Regions from separate parts of the Homo sapiens genome. Here region 1 is linked to region 2. The links are chromatin contacts, found by Hi-C in ENCODE. All regions are on one chromosome and are shown on one strand. Each heading gives the region's core, a stretch centred on a gene start or an enhancer-like site at or near the end of the contact. The rest is flanking DNA. Distances are from core to core; before and after follow the strand shown.

What was found. A loop is a pair of places that touch in the nucleus more often than their neighbours do. Pooled maps may share reads with other maps.
Region 1: a loop to region 2 is called in a pooled map, with 13 times the contacts of the local background. The contact joins the promoter of SHMT1 here to the enhancer-like site in region 2. A Hi-C loop is called at or near these places in 2 of 50 pooled maps.

The regions. Positions count from the first base shown.
Region 1 is chr17:18,361,963-18,365,492 of GRCh38, reverse strand. It overlaps SHMT1 (serine hydroxymethyltransferase 1), which reads left to right and starts at 1,943. Exons shown (of 12, transcript NM_004169.5): 1 at 1,943-2,121. RefSeq lists a silencer at 1,849-2,318.
Region 2 is chr17:16,586,675-16,591,141 of GRCh38, reverse strand. No RefSeq gene overlaps it. Among named protein-coding and RNA genes, the nearest start is that of ZNF287, 20 kb to the right of the region's middle. RefSeq lists an enhancer at 1,933-2,002. Within about 2 kb of position 1,686, at least 18 of the 41 ENCODE cell types and tissues checked have a DNase peak (open chromatin) inside an H3K27ac peak, as active enhancers do.

The DNA.
Region 1 (3,530 bases), core at 694-3,193, 1.8 Mb before region 2:
GGAGATTGCAGTGAGCGAAGATCGAGCCACTGCACTCATGCCTGGGCGACAGAGCGAGACTCCGTCTCAAACAAACAAACAAAAAGAACAATTAGCTGGGCATGGTGGTGCACGCCTGTAGTCCCAGCTACTCGGGAAGCCGATGCAGGAGAATTGCTTGAACCAGAGAGGCAGAGGTTGCAGGGAGCCAAGATCGCATCACTGCACTCCAGCCTGGGTGACAGAGCGAGACTCCATCTCAAATAAATAAATAAATAAAACAAAAACAAAAAACAAAAACACTCACTATGTTGGCCAGGCGCAGTGGCTCTTGCCTGTTATCCCAGCACTTTGGGAGGCCGAGGAGGATGGATCACTTGAGATCAGGAGTTCAAGACCAGCCTAGCCAATATGGTGAAACCCTATCTCTACTAAACATACAAAAATTAGCCGGGTGTGGTGGCTCACGCCTGTAATCCTAGCACTTTGGCAGGCTGAGGCAGGTGGATCACAAGGTCAGGAGATCAAGACCATCCTGGCTAACATGGTGAAACCCTGTCTCTACTGAAAATACAAAAAATTAGCCAGGCGTGGTGGTGGGCTCCTGTAGTCCCAGCTACTCGGGAGGCTGAGGCAGGAGAATGGCATGAACCCAGGAGGCAGAGCTCGCAGTGGGCCTAGATCGCGCCACAGCACTCCAGCCTGGGCAAGAGAGGGAGACTCCGTCTCAAAAATAAAAAAAAATTAGCCAGGCGTGGTGGCGGAGGCCTGTAGTCCCAGCTACTCAGGAGGCTGAAGCAGGAGAATGACGTGAACCCGGGAGGTGGAGCTTGCAGTGAGCCGAGATCGCGCCACTGCACTCCAGCCTGGGCGACAGAGCAAGACTCTGTCTCAAAAAAAAAAAAAAGTTTTTTTTGTATTTTTTGTTTGTTTGTTTTTCGAGATGATGAGGGTCTCACTCTGTTGCCCAGGCTGGAGTACAGAGGCAAGATCATTGCTTACTGCAACCTCTGCCTCCCAGGCTCAAGTGATCCTCCCATTCAGCCCCCCAAGTAGCTGGGACTACAGGCGACTGCCACCACACCCAGCTAATTTTAAAATTATTTGTAGAGACAAGGTTTCACCATTTTGCCCAGGCTGGTCTTGAACTCCTAGGCTCAAGCCATCTGCCTCGGCCTCCCAAAGTGCTGGAATTACAGGGGTGAGCCACTGCGCCCGGTTTTTATCATTCTTATAATAATTATTGTTATCATTTGACAAATAAAAAAATTTATGACGCAGCCTCAGGTGGTCCTGACATGTGGCCCCGGTTTTTATCATTCTTAACAATAGGTAATGTTCATTGAGTCCTTATTGTGTGTCAGTATTTTATTTATCTTATTTTATTCTTCTTGAGACGTTGTCTCGCTCCGTCCCCCAGGCTGGAGTGCAGTGGCGCGATCTCGACTCACTGCAACCTCCGCCTCCTGGGAGGCAACATAGTTAGACCCCCATCTCTACTTCAACCTGGGGGACAGAGTGAGACCCTGTCTCAAAAAAATAAAAATAAAAAATAACAAAAATAATAATAATAAAGTGTCTGCTCTTGGATTATACACCTACAGAGTAATAATGTTGCAGTTTGGACGCACATTTGTCCTACTTTAAATGACCACCCTGCAAACTAAAAGTAGTACCATGAACAAAATTCACTCATAATCCCACGGCCCAAGCGACAGGCTTAAGTGAGGAAGGCCCTGTGTAGTCTTCCTGGAAATCTTGGTCCACACACCAGCCCTGCAGCCAAAGCGGGTCAGTTCTGCAGGTCCCTGCCCCAGGTGCGCAGCTGCACTACGCGGCCTCCGGCCCGCCCCGGAGAAACAGGCCCTGCCCGCCGCTGCGCCGCAGCCAATAGCGCGGGTGCGTTTGGTGGCGGCCCATGCTTGGCTGCGCTCTCTGATTGGGCGCCTCCGGGGGCGGGGCCAAGCCCAAGCCTGGCGCGCAGAGTGCACCTTCCTGAGCTCGAGCGGTCCAGCGCCAAGTTCGGGGTTTGGGGTTGGAGCGGCTGGTCACGTGGCTGGCCCGCGGCGGTGCGCGGGGCGTTGGGTCAGCGGGTCTGGGACTGGTGGCACCGGCGGCGGCGTAGGACGGAGGCGTCGCTAGGTACGTGCGCGGGCCGTGTTCCGGTAGGTGGGCGGCTTCGGGTCCGAGGGCCGCGGCGTCCCAGAGCCCGGGGGGTGCTTCGGCGTCCTCGCTGTCCCCCGCCGTACCCCACCCTCTGCAGCCGCAATGACGGGAGGGGAGCGCTTGGGTCGCGCCTGGGCTGGGGATCGGGCGGCGGCCAGCCGCAGCGCCCCAGTTCCAGGCACATTCGGTATGATGGGGTGGCGGCCCGTGGCCTTTGGCAAGAATGCGAAGGCTTATCGGGGATGTGAGTAGTAGCTCTCCACTGAACACTTTTCTCGTTGAGCATTTTCGATTTAAACAATCCTAGCTCCTTCACAACAAAGCTGCAAGTCAAGTGCTACTGTTTCCCCCATTTTACAGGTGAGGAAGGTGGTGGGGCCCTGAGAAAGGAGGCAACTTAAATGGCAGAGCCCGGAATAGAACCCGGGTTCTCAAAGCCTGCGCCCCTAAAGGCTGCGCGCAGGGTCGCTCCACTTTTGGCCCGTGCCACCAGATCCCTGTGGGGAATGAGCTCTTCCTGTTGCCCGCAATCTGCCACCCCCTGTTCTAGGAGACAAATGTTGCACTGTGAAGTTCTTGGCCCGGTGCCTTGGCTTCGAGATTCCGGGAGTTAAGTGACCCTTGGTCCAGCTGAGGTCAGCACAGATGCGGGCCTTCAATCGGGCAGTTACCCAGAGAATAGACTGGAAACACCAGTTTAGGTTCTTGCAGAAATAACATTGTAGGCCGGGCGCGGTGGCTCATGCCTGTAATCCCAGCATTTTGGGAGGCCGAGGTGGGCGGATCACTTGAGGTTAGTAGTTGGAGACCAGCCTGGCCAACATGGTGAAACCCCGTCTGTACTAAAAATACAAAAAAACCTGGCTGCCCATGGTGGCACACACCTATAATCCCAGCTACTCGGAAGGCTGAGGCAGGAGAATCGCTTGAACCCGGGAGGTGGAGGTTGCAGTGAGCGGAGATCACGCCACTGCACTCCAGCCTGAGTGACAGAGTGAGACTCTATCTCAAAAGAAAGAAAGAGAGAGAAAGAAAAGAAAAAAAAGAAAAGAAATAACGTAAATTTATTACTTGGGGGAACTTGGAACGGAAGTGGGTAATTGTGTTTTTATTTAGTGCAATGTCCTGGGACAAGGCCTTGGAACTGAAGAGAAACCATTGTTCAGATTCTGGCTCTTATATGGCTTTAGACAAGTTAGCTCCCTGGGCCTCAATTTCCTCTTCTGTAAAGAAGAGAACACAAAATGTGTGTGAGATAGAAGATGTGCAACAAGTTAGTTCCCTGAGCAGATCCTTGGCTGGATCCTCTTATGTGACAGAGGCCCAGGTAAGATTTGGAGGCATGGGGAGGCTGGTGACCTTGCAGGTGACTTCACTTACTAGGT
Region 2 (4,467 bases), core at 437-2,936:
TACAAAAATTAGCTGGGAGTGGTGGTGCACGCCTGTTGTCCCAACTACTCAGGAGGCTGAGGCAGGAGAAACGCTTGAACCCGGGAGGCAGAGGCAGAGGTTGCAGTGAGCCAAGATCGTGCCACTGCACTCCAGCCTGATGACAGTGTGAGACTCTGTCTCAAAATGTATCCATTTCATCTAGATTACCTACTTTGTTGGGATACAATTGATTTAATATTCTCTTATAATTCTGTGTATTTCTTCAAAATCAATAGTCACGTCCCCACTTTTATTTCTGATTTAATGTTTTAGTTTTATATAAATTTTCATATTGCAATAATTTTATTATATTACTGTTAAATATTGTTAAATAATTAGGAAAAATAATAAAATAACAGTGTTTTAATAATCTTTCTCTTCTTACTCTACCTGAAGTTTTGTCAATTTTCTTGACCTTTTCAAAGGACCAACTTTGGGTTTTGTTGATTTTTTCCCTATTTTTCTATCCTCTATTTTGTTTAACTATGCTCTAATCTTTATTATTTCCTTCTGTCTTAGTCCATTTGTGCTTCTACAACAAAATACCACAGGCCACATAATTTATTTTTCAAAAATCAGAAATTTATTTTCTTACAGTTCTGGAGGCTGGGAAGTCCAAGATCAAGGTGCCAGCATCTTGTGAGGGCCTTCTTGCTATGTTATCCCATGGGAGAAAGCAGAAGGGCCAAGAAAAGGGAAGAGAGAGCAAGAGAGTGCTGAACTTGTCCTTTTGAAAGGAACACACTCCCTTAATAATGGCATTAATCCACTCATGAGGACAGAGTCCTCATGGCCTAATCACCTCTTAAAAGTCTTACCTCTTACCCCTGTTACATTGGAGATTAAGTTTCCAACACATGGACATTGGAGGACACATTTAAACTATAGCATCTTCCTTCTCCTAACTTTGGGTTTTGTTTTCTCTTCTTTATCCAGCTCCTTAAGGTGTAAAGTTAGGTTATTTATCTGATATCTTTGTTTTTTAAAGGTAAATGTTTACTCGTAAAATTTTCCCTTTGAAACTGCTTTCACTGATTGTCATAGTTTTGGTATGTTGTGCTTCATTTTCATTTGTCTCATCGTATTTTCCAATTTCCCATGTTATTTTTTCTTTGACCATTGGTTGTTTAAGAGTGTGTTGTTTAATTCTCACGTATTTGTGAATGTTCCAGTTTTCCTTCTGTTAATGTTTCCTTATATTGTGGTTATAGAAAATATTGTATTACTTCAGTCTTTTAAAATTGATTGAGACTAGCTTTGTGACCTAATTTGTGGTCTAATCTGGAGACTGTTCCATGCGTGTTAGAGAATACTAGAGGATATTCTGAAGCTGTTGGGTGGAGTGTAACGGCTTTGAATAATCTGAAGTTCAGTAGTTAAAGAGGATGGCCAGGGCCAGGCATAGTGGCTCACGCCTGTAATTCCAGCACTTTGGGAGGCCGAGGCGGGTGGATCACCTGAGGTCAGGACTTCCAAACCAGCCTGGCCAACATGGCGAAACCGCGTCTCTACTGAAAATACCAAAAAGCAATAGAGGATGGCCGGAGGGAGCCCAAGTCCCTAAAACGCAAAGCTCCCTGCACTGCACCTAGAGGGCCGCAAGAGGGCGCGCGAACCCGCCCTGGCTGACTTGCCGGCGCGCATGCGTGTTCCGCCTGCGGACTGCCTTGTCTGCAGTGAGGCAGAGCGCTGCGTTCCTTGAGGACCCCGGGGAGGCGCGGTCGCGGCTTCGTGACAACCTGGGGCCGAGTCCTCCGTGAGGAAACAGCCTGTGCGGGCCCTGACGGCTGTGGAGGGAGCTGTTCCCCGGCTTCTCCAGGGACATTTTTCGGGGCTTTCTGCATGGTGCCTGGGTTTCTGCCTCACTCGCGCGCGGTGCCCCGCAGGGCCTCTGGCCAGTTCCCTCTCGCAGGGAGCGGCGGAACTCCCGGTGTCCTGGCGCGAGGTGGCGGCTTCTGGGAGAAGTCCCCAGACCCTCCGAGGAGGAGGAATCGCTGACGGCGGGAAGGGGGTGGGCGGAATCCCAGGCCGCTCCGTCCCTGTGAGCCCGGCGGGACCGGGAGACCGGCGCTCCCCTCCCGTGGACCGGCCTCTGTGAAGCCTTTAAGGTTCGTTTTTGCTACAACGTGAAAGTAGTTTAAAAACATAAGAAACTGTAAAGTGAGTGTATTAAAACTCGCATCATTCCTGGCCAACATGATGAAACCCCGTCTCTACTATAAATTCAAAAATAAGCCGGGCGTGGTGGCGCACGCCTGTAGTCCCAGCTACAGGGGAGGCTGAGGCACAATTGCTTGAACCCAGGAGGTGGAGGTAGCAGTGAGCCAAGATCACACCACTGCACTCCAGCCTGAGCGACAGAGGGAGACTCTGTCTCCAAAAGAAAAAGAAATCTGAGCGTAGATGCAAACTGAGACACTGAGACTTCCTCCTTGTAGTAGTCAGGACCAGGCGATTGAAGTAATTCTGTCCTGTGGGGTTCGGCATCATGCACGTTTCCCCTGGGCCGTCCTCTGATGCAGGGCACTTGCTCCACACTCTGGGAACCCAGATTCACCAGTCTGCCCTGTCACATAGTTGAAGGAGTTGCATTTATCTTTCTGGCTCCCAATTCCTTTAAAATTACATTTGTTGCAGAACCTCCACAAGGCGAAATGAAATAAAATTACATTTGTGACCATCAGAGAACTGAAGGAACTATTAACTGGCCGTCCTGGTTTTGCTGAGATCAGGCTGTTGACAGCTCCTGGTTGGCCCACAGCTACCTATGTCAGTTATCTCCATTAACATTTCCAAGAATCTTTGTAGGACAATTTCTCCACCTGCAAGTTCTTTCAAGTAGAACCCTTCTTTCCTTTAAGGCAATTAGCCCATTGCCAAAAGGTTTTACTGTCTTAAAGCTGGAACTGTCTTTCTGAGATCTAATTCCAGGGACTTCTCCACAGCTAAGTGAGGTGCCTCACACCAGTATTAGGTGATTCTTTGTGTGGACAGAACAGAGCATTTTCATCTTGTGTTTAAAGCAATTTCTTGGCTTCGGCTCCTCACCACTTTCTATACCAGTCTCCCATTCACGTCCCTAGTAATGCCTATGCAAAAAAAAAAAGAAAAAAGAAAGAAAAAGAAAAAGCTGACGGTGAAACCTACAGGTTTAAGGGCTTAAATCTCAGACTTTGTGTTAGGAGAAACAGGAGTGTGCTGAGAGGGCAAGCAATAAAACAAGTCATACCAAAAAGCCACATTGCTCTCTCCTAAGCCCCAACCCCACTCCACTCCTGAGGCCAGTGGTCCAGACAGAAAATAACTGGAGAAGACGAGGAGGTCAAAGGATCAGGGAACTAAGCATTATGTGAATTCACCAGCAAGATGTACAGAACGCTTGTGTTTACATTGTTTTTATGGAACTAGCAGAATAAAACTGATCTATTTTAAAAATGAAAAAAAAACTCACATCATTTTAACTTTAAATAGTTTATACCAAAGGAAAGTTTTAATACATTTGCCTTCCTGGCTTTAATGAAAGCAAACATATCAATAACATTTTAAAAATATACTTCTTAGCTTATCTCATTTTCATTTGAACATGTCCAACAATTCCTCATGACACAGTGACAGTCTTAAATAGCTGTCAATTAATTTCAGCTTACAAAAACTTCTTTTGTGGGACCCCCATTATGACTGGTATCGCTAAAAATTATGTATTAGAACATGTTGGGAAGCAGAGGGAGAAAATAATTATATATCAGATCCACTTCCACATTTAGGAAAGAACTAAGCAAAATGTGTTCATCAGTTTTGGACATTGAAACATTATCGTTTGGTTTGGTTTTTTAAATGCCAACTATTGTATCATCTGAGGAACTGACATTTAAACTGGCACTGAGCAGTGTGAGTGTGGGGTGGGAATACTGTCTGGGTATTGGTGTGGAAGTGAATGGCGATTGTGGAGCTCCGTGTAGAGATCACAGCTATGCTTGACAGTGGTTTTGAGAGGCCGTGTCAGATTCATGACTGGGTACTAGTGGAGCCATTATCTGAGATTAGAGATTAGAGGACAAGTCACTTTTATTTGGGGAGGAAGTTGAGGGCCTCAGTTTGAAATGTATTACATCTTAAGTGCCTATAACACGCAGAGACTGTGCCTCAAATGAAATCTAGACTGAGCTTTCAGATGTCATCACCATCAAGATAATGATGGGAGAAATTGCTGCAGCAAGTGAAGACATGCAGGAGGTTTCCAAGGCAGCTATAGTGAAAGGGGCACACGGGTGGGGACTGGGTCTCAGAATGTTCCCTGATACTCTTCAGGGGGGCTTTGCACAGGACACCAGCAAGGAGTGTTCGTGGACTAGGTTTGAAGACAGTCAGCCTGAGATGTCAGAGGAGTCTGGCAAAAGAATGATCTCAAAAGGAGGCCGTGGTCAAATTAGTCTTTGTTTGTTTGTT